Regions from separate parts of the Homo sapiens genome. Here region 2 is linked to region 1. Evidence: read pairs that join two places in POLR2A ChIA-PET (ENCODE). Cell type or tissue: PC-9. All regions are shown on one strand. Each heading gives the region's core, and the rest is flanking DNA. Links, peaks and the distances in the headings are about the cores only.

Evidence for each region. Peaks named below come from ENCODE experiments on the same cell type or tissue, not always from the same donor. Only the 100,000 strongest peaks of a DNase experiment are listed, where the experiment ranks them.
Region 2: POLR2A ChIA-PET joins it to region 1 with 5 read pairs; 3 of 35 experiments call an interaction of 5 or more read pairs at or near these places.

The regions. Positions count from the first base shown.
Region 1 is chr3:112,886,583-112,891,974 of GRCh38, forward strand. No RefSeq gene overlaps it. Among named protein-coding and RNA genes, the nearest start is that of CD200R1L, 42 kb to the left of the region's middle. In PC-9, for the core only: no CTCF peak of the experiment used is centred there; no DNase peak of the experiment used is centred there.
Region 2 is chr3:112,816,362-112,821,753 of GRCh38, forward strand. CD200R1L (CD200 receptor 1 like) reads right to left here. Exons shown (of 8, transcript NM_001199215.3): 7 at 3,411-3,534. It overlaps CD200R1L-AS1 (CD200R1L antisense RNA 1), which reads left to right. Exons shown (of 3, transcript NR_149027.1): 3 at 3,397-3,855. Among named protein-coding and RNA genes, the nearest start is that of CD200R1L-AS1, 17 kb to the left of the region's middle. In PC-9, for the core only: no CTCF peak of the experiment used is centred there; a DNase peak (open chromatin) is centred at 2,100; H3K27ac peaks cover 890 bases.

The DNA of each region.
Region 1 (5,392 bases), core at 61-5,060:
AACCCTTGTCTTTTTTTTTTAACACGTTATCGTCCGTCTTATATTTCTCTAGTTGTAAAACAAATGACAAAGTACTAGATAGTGATATTCCATCAACCAAGAGATAAAATAAGAAACTATGATTGGACATTTAAATATATAGTTAAGACTAAACATGTGAAGGAATTATTACTAAAGAACAGAATGTAGATGCTTTAAACTTTCAAGATGTGAAAATAATATATAATTAAAATCAGAAAGTGATAAGAAAGGAGGTTTGGAGAAATATAAAATCATTACGATCTCTTATCTTTCATGACATAGAGTCAACATGTACTGTGTTACAGTGAAAATATTGTATCTAAAATGTACAGTTACATTATTCTGTTAATAGTGCTCACAATCTTTTTGTTTTTTACTTAGAAGACTCTTTTAGAGGTTAGTATCTCAACTGATAAGGACATCTTTTTTTCCTATGTGTAGGGGGCAATAGTCCAAACCCATTGGAATAGACACTTATGCAGATTTTCTTTTCCTCTTTGGCTTGTTTTTTTAAGTTGACATTTTTATGGAAAGCCAGAAAATGCAGCTGAACAGAAGCTCATTTTTCAATATAGACAGTTGACCCTTGAACGTGTGGTGGTTAGGGGCACTGAAACCCTGCTCAGCTAAAAATGTATGTATAACTTTCTATTCCTCCAAAACTTTACTAATAGTCTACCACTATTAACCAGAAGCCTTACTGATAACATAAACAGTTGATTAATATATATTTTGAATTTGTATTATATGTTTTATTCTTAAAGTAAGCTAGAGAAAAGAAAATGTTATTGAGAAAGTAATAAGGGAAAGAAAATATATTCACTATTCATTAAGTGGAAGTGGATCATCATGAAGTTCTTCATTCTTGTTGTCTTTGCATTGAATAGGCTGAGGAGGAGGAAGAAAAGGAAAGATTGGTCCCGCTGTCTCAAGGCTGGCAGAGACAGGAGAAAATTCACATATAAGGGACACTATTCAAACCTGCGTTGTTCAAGTGTCAACTGTACAGTCTTTTCTTTTTAGATAAGCTTTAGGTTCACAGCAAAATAGAGTAGAAAGTAGAAAGCATTCTCATATACCCCCTCCCCACACACATGCACAGCCTCCCCCACCATCAATGTTCTCCACCAGCATGGTACATTTGCTATAATCAATGAACCTACACTGACACATGATTGTCATTCAAAGTCTATAATTTACATTTGATTTCACTCTTGGTGTTGTATATGGTGAAGACATTTTTATCTCAAGTTCAGTAATTGTTTCAGTTTCTTTCTCTAATTTAAATCAAGTAACAATAATGTAATATTTTTATTTAAAGTAACATGTTTATATAAGAGCATTTTTGTGAAATGTCTTCTATCTTTTTTTTTTTTTTTTTTTTTTGAGATGGAGTCTCGCTTTGTCACCCAGGCTGGAGTGCAGTGGCACGATCTCAGCTCATTGCAAGCTCCGCCTCCCGGGTTCACACCATTTTCCTGCCTCAGCCTCCCGAGTAGCTGGGACTACAGGTGCCCGCCACTACGACTGGCTAATTTTTTTTTGTATTTTTAGTAGAGACACCAGAAGTGCCTTCTATCTTTACTTATTTTTATATATATTCATAGAAGAGTTTTTAGCTAATCCTAACAATGGTTGTTTCTGGGTGGTGGAATTTTAACCATTTATGTTATCCTGTATTGCCTGAACTTCTTAAAATAAATATGTTTCATTTTTATCAAAATAAATTGTCATAGTTTTTTCAAAAACTTAGAAGAAAAATATATGTCTAAGGGATCACTAATAAATATTTTCACAGTAAATGTTAATTCTGATGTATAACATTTGGCATAATCATCTTAGAAAGATAGCTTGGAAACCAGTAAGAGTCTTGACAAATCCTAAAAGAATCCTAAGCATGCAAAATTGAGAGCACAGGAGTGGGATAAGTGGAATAATTTAATTGTTTCAATTGTTTACTTAAGCCAAAATTAGTAAAGTATATCCATCAAATATGACACATATTTAAAGTAGGTTAGACAAAACTTCATCTTGTACTAGTCTTTTGCAGCTGCCATAACAAAATACCAGAGACTGGGTGGATTATGTACATGGTGTTTGTCCAAAAGGCAGATAGTGAAGGGTTGGAAGGTGTGTGAGTTAATAACCAACAAAAACCAAACGTTTTGTTGTATTAATTTTTTTTTAAGTCCCCACATTACTTTATAAAATAAGACAAAAACAGAACAAAAGAAAGCATACTCTGCAGCCAAAGAATGAGGCTGAGGCTTCACCACCAGAATTTGCATGCACCTTTTTATAACTCTAAAAGCAGAGACCCACAGGCGGGAACTTTATAGCCAATTAGGGTAAACCAAAGACACAATTTATAAATTTTTATTAATCTTTTCACATATAACAACATATTGTAACTTTATAAAATGTTTAATGTTTCCCAAAGTGAAAACTAATTCAATCCTTAGTAATCCTAACATGTTTTTCTTTTTTTTTTCCATTACGTTAGTGGGGTACAGGTGGTTTTTGGTTACATGAGTAAGTTCCTTAGTGGTGATTTTTGAGATTTTGGTGCACCCATTACCCGAACAGTTTACACTGCACCATATTTGTAGTCTTTTATCCCTCTCCCACCTCCTACTCTTCCCGCCCAAGTTCCCAAAGTCCATTGTATCATTCTCATGCCTTTGCATCCTCATAGCTTAGCTCCCACAAATCAGTGAGAACATCTGAAGTTTGGTTTTCCATTCCTGAGTTACTTCACTTAGAATAATAGTCTTCAATCTCACTCAGGTCACTGCAAATGCTGTTAATTCATTCCTTTTTATGGAGTCTGCACACCAGATTAGTGCCCTCCCCCGAGTTCTGGCCAGGAGGCTTCTCACTCCATTCAAATTATTACAAAGTTCAGCTAGAGATTTCCTTCTCCCTGTGGAGTTTTACCCCCTGCTCCTCTGGCCGCCCTCCCAGTGGATCCCTGTGGTGCTAGGCAGGAATGTGCTGCTGGGGGACCCAGTGAGCTTCCAGGGCCTTTTTCATTGCTTCTCTACCCCTGTGTTTCACTTGGCTCTCTAAATTGACTCAGCTCCAGGTAAAGTCGGAAACTTCTCCAGGAAACAGACCTTCAGTTTCTCCAGTGGGGGTGTGTGTTTGGGAGAGGAGGGTCTCTCCCACTTCCACAGTTGGGGCACTCACAGTATTTGGCTTGTCTCCGGAGTCCTACAGAAGCAGTCTGCTTCCTTCAGCGTGTCTATGGGTCCTCTTGGTATTTATTGCTGGTTTGTTCTTGCAGTTGATCTGGAGCTGAAATTCACAATGCGAGCCTCTGCATACTGCTCTGTCGGGTGCTGCAATCTAGTCTTGCCTCCCATCCACCATGATGATCCCGATCCCTAACATGTGTTTCTTATCAGCTAGAACAGCAATTCTCAGATTTTTTTGGTCTAAGGATCTTTTATACTGTTCAAATGTATTGACGATTCCAAAGAATGTACTTTAGAAAAATCTAGAAAACACAGAACTACACAAGTACTCATTCCACAAACCATCAAAGCAGTAATATAAACATCTGCAATGTAGCATCTAGAAAACTCCATTGTGCACTCATGAGAGAATGTAAATGCAAAAAGCATATCACATCTTAGTATTACTATGAAAATAAAAGTAACTTTGAAGACTTCCTGCAAAAATCACCCCAATTCCAATTATTGCACCCCACCCCACTTATAACAAAGGTGCTATAATTTTGCCAAATTCTAATTTTTTCTGTGTTTTTATTCATTTTTAATTACTTAATATATAATATTTTGTATCTGCTATTTTTTTTTTATTAATCTACTAGCATATCTCCATGTTTGGATCAGATCTTTGTAAATAGTAATGTAATTTTGCATAGGGTGGCATCATTAAGAAATAATCTGTTTACATATGTTTTTAGAGAAAACTGGCAGCTCAAGCAAGCTCAGCCCCACCTGGAAGAGATGATCAAAACTTGTGGGTTTGAATGAGTTTTCATGATAATTTTTTAAATATTACACCACATATACTTGTGACCCAAATAGGGATGATATTCATGGAATTTGGATGGAGACAATTATGTAAGAGGCTGAATTAGACATCTTTTGATGCCCTTTCCCACTCTAGAATTTTGTGATTCAATATTCATTGATTACCAATTTCATTTTACTTCTTCTGGTCTGCCCTTAAAGGAACTGCTATTTAAAATAATCGAAGAGCAAAAAATAAAACTCTTGAAACCAGACACCTTCTTTATAGGAATTTTTTCACTTTTTTCCAGCTTTATTGAGTATAGTTGACAAATAAAAATTGTATATATGTAAGGTGTACAACTTGATGTTTTGATATACATTGTGAAATGAAAACCACAATCAAGCTAATTAACATATCTATTACATCACATAGTTACCTTTATTTTTAATTTCTGGTGAGAACCCTTACAATCTACTCTTTTAACAAATTTCAAGTATAAAATATAGTATTGTTAGCTATAGTCACCATATTGTACATTAGATCTCAAAATGTATTCATCCTGTCTAACTGAAACTTTGTACCATTTAACCAAGATCTTCCCATTTCCCTCTCCCTGCAGTCCCTGGCAACCACCATTCTATTCTGCTTCAATGAGAATGACTATTTTAGATTCCACATATAAATGAGATCATGTCGTATTTGCCTCTCTGAGTCTGAATTATCACCATATGATTCAGCTATGCCACTTCTGGTTATATAACCAAAAAAAATGAAATCAGTGACTCAAAGAAACGTCTGCACTCCTATGTGCACTGCAGCATTATTCAAAATAGAGAAGCTATAGAAACAACCTATATATCTCTTGATGAATGAATGGATAAAGAGATAAAGAAAATGAATGTGGTGTGTGAAATATTATTCAGCTTTGAAAAGAAGAAAATCCTGCCATTTGAGAAAATGTGGATGAACGTAGGGGATATTATGCTAAATGAAATAATCCAGACTTCATGACAATTTGGGGTGACTCTGAGTCATTATGCTACAAGGACTTCTCTGATAAAACAGAGATGTTATTGTTTAATGGGTACAGAGTTTCAGTTCAAGAAGATAAAAAAATTCTTGAGATAGATGGTAATGGTTACAAAACAATGAAGATGTACTTAATGCCACTAACTGTATGCTCAAAATTTGTTAAAATGATCAATTTTATGTTACATATGTTTATGCAATAAAATTTGTAATTACTAAACAATCAAAGAAACCAGAAAATAAAATCCATAATGCAGGGGAAAACCAATCAATCAAAACAAACCTAGAATTGACACAAATGCAAGAATTAGCAGGCAAGAACCTTGAACAATCATTGTAATATAGTCAAGACATGGAA
Region 2 (5,392 bases), core at 178-5,177, 70 kb before region 1:
ATAGGCCAGGCATGTTCTCATGGAGTAACGAGTAGAACAGAACTTCTTGAGACCTGTGCTCAAAACAGATACATTAACACTTCCACCTCATTTTGTTGGCCAAAGCAAACTGCATAGGATGGATAAATATGTACTCTCTGTATGGAAAGAACTCTAAAGTCAACTGAAAAATTACATGGATAGACGGAGAGGTGAAGATTTAGAGTCATGGATATACTCATCTGCCACAAGGAGAAAGGGGAGGATGAGCATTGGACCAGTGATATGGCTTGGCTGTGTCCTCACCCAAATTTCATCTTGAATTGTAGCTCCCATAATTCCCATGTGTTATGGAAATCAATTCCATATTGTAGCTCCCATAATCAATTCCATAATCAATGGAAATCAATTCCAATTGTAGCTCCCATATGGGAGGGACCTGGTGAGCGGTAATTGAATCATGGGAGCAGGTCTTTCCCATGCTGTTCTCATGGTAGTGAATAAGTGTCATGAGTTCTGATGGTTTTATAAGCAGGAGTTCCCTTGCACACACTCTCTCTTTGCCTGTCACCATGTAAGACGTAGCTTTACTCCTCCTTGCCTTACACCATGATTATGAGGCCTCCCCAGCCATGTGGAACTGTGAGTCAATTAAACCTTTTCCTTTATAAATTACCCAGTCTTGGATATGACTTTATTAGCAGCATGAGAACAGACTAATACAACCAGGTAACAAGCAATCTCTGCCGCAGTGTAGTATTTTTTTAGTCTGTTATAAAATTGTATTAATGGACTGATTCCCATTCTATGCCCTGTCTTAAACATAAGGGAATTATAATAAAAAAGAAAGGCACACAACAGCTTACATCATATTATATATAGTATATATATAATTTACTAATTTAGTTATTTTTTACTTATGTTCAATTACAAAAAGGTAAGTGTTAATCTTAGTATTTGTTCTATTCTTTATTATGGGCAGAGACTGGGCTAGATGTTGCAGTGAACCTGATTCCTTTTCTTCCAAGGCAGCTAGACTACATTTTCCAACCTCTGTGGATGTTAATATAGCTATGCTACTAAGAACTAACCAATGGAATGTGAGCAGAAGTGATTACTACTCCAGGCCTGGCCCATAAACACCTCCCACATAACATCCTCTATTCTGTCTCCCTGTTTCCTATTCACCAGCTGAACTAGAAAATATTCTGAGAAGGGCAGAGCCATAAGATAAAGTGACAGCTTAAAGCAACACCTCTCTTCTCTGCCCTGCCTCAGCCCCACCAACTGCACTAGAGTGTGATGTGAGCAAGAATTAAATTTTTGTGGTGTGAATACACTGAGATGTAGGGCCTGTTTGTTTCAGCAATTAAATAACCATATGCATATAATATCATCCAATTTATGCATTCATTTTTTCCCTTAGGGCTTTGCTAAAAATAAAAGTAATAGGCCAAATCACCAGTTTGTTTTCATGCTGCTGATAAAGACATACCGAAAACTTGGAACAAAAAGAGGTTTAATTGGACTTACAGTTCCACATGGCTGGGGAGGCCCCAGAATCATGGGGGTAGGTGAAAGTCACTTTTTACATGGTGGCAGCAAGAGAAAATGAGGAAGAGCAAAAGCAGAAACCCTTGATAAACCTATCAGATCTTGAGATAAACCTATCACTATCATGAGAATAGCACGGGAAAGACCAGCCCTCATGATTCAATTACTTCCCTCTGGGTCCCTCCCACAACACGTGAGAATTCTGGGAGATACAATTCAAGTTGAGATTTTTGTGGGGACACAGCCAAAACATATCAACTTGCTACTTTAAATAAGAAAAGTCTTCTTTTAAATAAAAAATCACTTTTTACTATAGGATTACCATCTGTATCAAGTGAATATAGGATCTCAGTTTACAGTGGCCCTAGAAGATACAAGGATTTCACCAGTGTCTTACTCTTAGCATCATTAATCCATCCAACGGCTACAACCTAAAGTGTAAACAAGAAAGGGAATTGAGACATTAGAACTCTAAAAAGTAAGGGGAACTTCAGAGTCATCTTCAATGACACTGACATTTCCTTAGTTGAGATCAACTTACAATTTCTGCTAAAATGCAAATACTGCTAAAAATGACTCAGCCATTTACTCAATAATCAGTCCAAACATGCAATACTACTGCTCCACTAATTGCTAGCAAGCAAGTAATGGATGGAAGGTCAGCTACTAGCTGACTTGCAGACAGTGCTTCCAGTGGCTCCTGCCATTGCAGCATTGATTAGCAATTTGGGTGTGTAGAGGAGCCAGGAAGCTGTGAGGAAAGCACCATTTAAAGCACCCAAAGGGTGTATAAAAACTGCCCAGCATCATTATTTGCCTTTTGCTGAGCTATCTTCCTCTTTATTTTGAAAAGCAGTTGTTTCACATTTGCAAATAAAAATTTACCAAGGAAAATGGGAAAGTAGATAAAGTATCCTAGGCATTTATGATGGCAGGCACGAAGCTTTTGCATGTGTACTTACACTGTATGCTAAGAGTCTGAAACAGATCTTGGTAACTGTATTAGTCTGTCTTCACACTGCTGTAAAGAATTCCCAGAGACTGAGACCGGGTAATTTACGAAGAAAAGACTTTTAACTGACTCACAGTTCCACATGGCTTAGGAGGCCTCAAGAAACTTACAATCATGGCAGAAGGCGAAGGGGAAGCAAGGCATGTCTTACATGGCAGCAGACTGGAGAGTGAGCAGGGGAAACTGCCACTTATAAAACCATCAGCTATTGTGAGAACTCCCTAACTATCACAAGAACATCATGGGGGAAACCACTCCCATGATCCAATCACCTACACCAAGTCCCTCCCTCAACACGTGGGGATTACAATTTGAGATGAAATTTGGGTGGGGACACAGCACCAAACCATGTTAGTAACTATCACATCAAGTCGCAAAAGAAGTTAAGCTAGACTTTGAACCCAAAGGCTTATTGCAAATGGCTGCTTTTTTTGTGATGTCTCATCAAATATAAATTGACATCCAGCTCTTTCGATTTTCATTCTTTAGGAAAAAAGCCCATAAAATATATAATTAAGCAGGAATGAACACAAGCCCTTTACAAAGAAATTTGAAAGTAAACACTTGAGAAGCCCCAGAAACTTTCTCCCACCAAATTCTGAAGATGTGGACTAGGCCACTTCTCTCCTAGACTAAAACCACAATGAAGCACTTTCACAATGAAGTTCTTGCCCCAGTGCTGCAGGCACATCTGCCTGGGCTCTCAGTTGTTAATGATGCCTTCACATTAAAGAAGGGGCTGGAGGGAGAATACAACATACCAAAAAAGTGTCAAGCTTTTCCCAGTACATTGTAAACTCAAAATGTTACAATGATACTTTTTTTTTTCTACTGTGTCTTATGCTTTTCAGTCTTCAGTTCCTACCTGACATGATTTATCCTCTGGAAGAAAACAAATCCTGTGGTGACCAGAATGACCACAAAAAGAGAGAGTTTCACATAAAGAATGATCAGTAAGGACAACGCTGGAGATCCTGAGGTTCTGAGACCTTTAAATACAGACAGGGGTGAAAAATCATTTCAAGCATTCTTCTAGTTACAAATTAGAGTCAATCATTTTAAAGAACATTTTAAAATATTCTTAAGAGTTCATGGACTGTCATAATCATAAAACCTTCTAAATTATGACTCAAATGTTACTAATATACCATTCTTTCATGACAGAGTTTAGGAACCATGTTTGTGTTTTGTACATCGTAGGTTTCTGACAAATTTTCTGAACAAATAAATGCACACTACGCATTGCTAATACTTTCCAATTTTATAAGAAAAGCAATATGTCAAGCTTTCCCCTGTATATTCCAACTTCCCATGCAAATATTAGCGTTTGAAAGAACATTACTCTTAATATTTGGGGTTTGAGCTGATAACACTTTCCACACAATGAAGTGATTTTCTTACTAAGTTGATGTAACCTCTTTAGCAAGGTGTTTTATATCTTCCTACTTTCATTTTTATTTACCTGTGAAATGGCCCTAGGAATTATTGAAAAGATAAATCAAACTAATTAGGAACATCATTCTTTTTTTATTTTTATTTTTTGAGAGGGAGTCTTGCATTGTCTCTCAGGCTCTAGTGCAGCGGCGCAATCTCGGCTGACTGCAACCTCCACCTCCTGGGTTCAAGTGATTCTCCTACCTCAGCCTCCAGAGTAGCTAGGATTACAGGCATGCACCACCACGCCTGGCTAATTTTTGTATTTTTAGGAGAGATGGGGTTTCGTCATGTTGGCCAGGCTGGTCTCAAACTCCTGACCTCAGGTGATCCGCCCGCCTCAGCCTCCCAAAGTGCTGGGATTACCGGCATGAGCCACCATGCCCAGCCAGAAGCATAATCTGAAGTCTCTTATCCTATGAAATTGACCACCTAGGCAGGGTGTGGTGGCTCACACCTGTAATCCCAGCACTTTGGGAGGCCAAGGTGGGTGGATCACCTGAGGTCAGGAATTCGAGACCAGCCTGACCAACATGGTGAAACCATGTTTCTACTAAAATACAAAAATTAGCCGAGCGTGGTGGCATGGGCCTATAATCTCAGCTACTCGGGAGGCGGAGGCAGGAAAATCTCTTGAACCCAGGAGGCAGAGGTTGCAGTGAGCTGAGATTGCACCACTGCACTCCAGCCTGGGTGACAGATTGAGACTCTGTCTCAAAAAAAAAAAAAAAAGTAAAGTAAAAAAGAGAAAAAGAAATTGGCCACCTAAAGAATGTGTGAACTCTAAATACAAGTCTGACTCCTGGCTCCAAGAGGTCATTCTATCCCATTAAATAACCTGCTCAAACACTAAACTAGAAAAATGTCAGACAATCCTAGGCATTGTGAGGAAATAAGAAAATGATATGGTTACAGTCCTCAAAATATCTTATAATCCAACTGGAGAAGTCAGACTCATACAAATGAGAAGACAACTTATATGAAAGAAAAATAAAAGCTCAAGACCCCAATTCACTATGCCAAATGGGAAAAATTAAGCTGAAAGCTGAGTCATGCAAGCAACTACCTTTCCTTTTATTCCTAAGCAGATAGCTACAGATAAAACATAAATTTCTCCACAGGTAGCTACTCTGTGTTCACCTTATCATAATTGACTATTCCTCTAATTGCTCCTTTTCTCTTGCAACTTGTGAATTACCACACCCTTCCTCTTTCCCCTCCAGCGCACTTTTACCCTTTAAATATTGAAGCCCTCAAAGTCATCTTTGGAGAAAGGCACAGATCACCGACTGTTTCTGAGATTCTGTGGTGTTTTTTTTGTTTTGTTTTGTTTTGTTCTGTTTTGATCTGTGCAAATTGTCCTAAACCTTGGCAAAATGAACTTCTAAATTAATTGAGACCTGTCTCCAATAC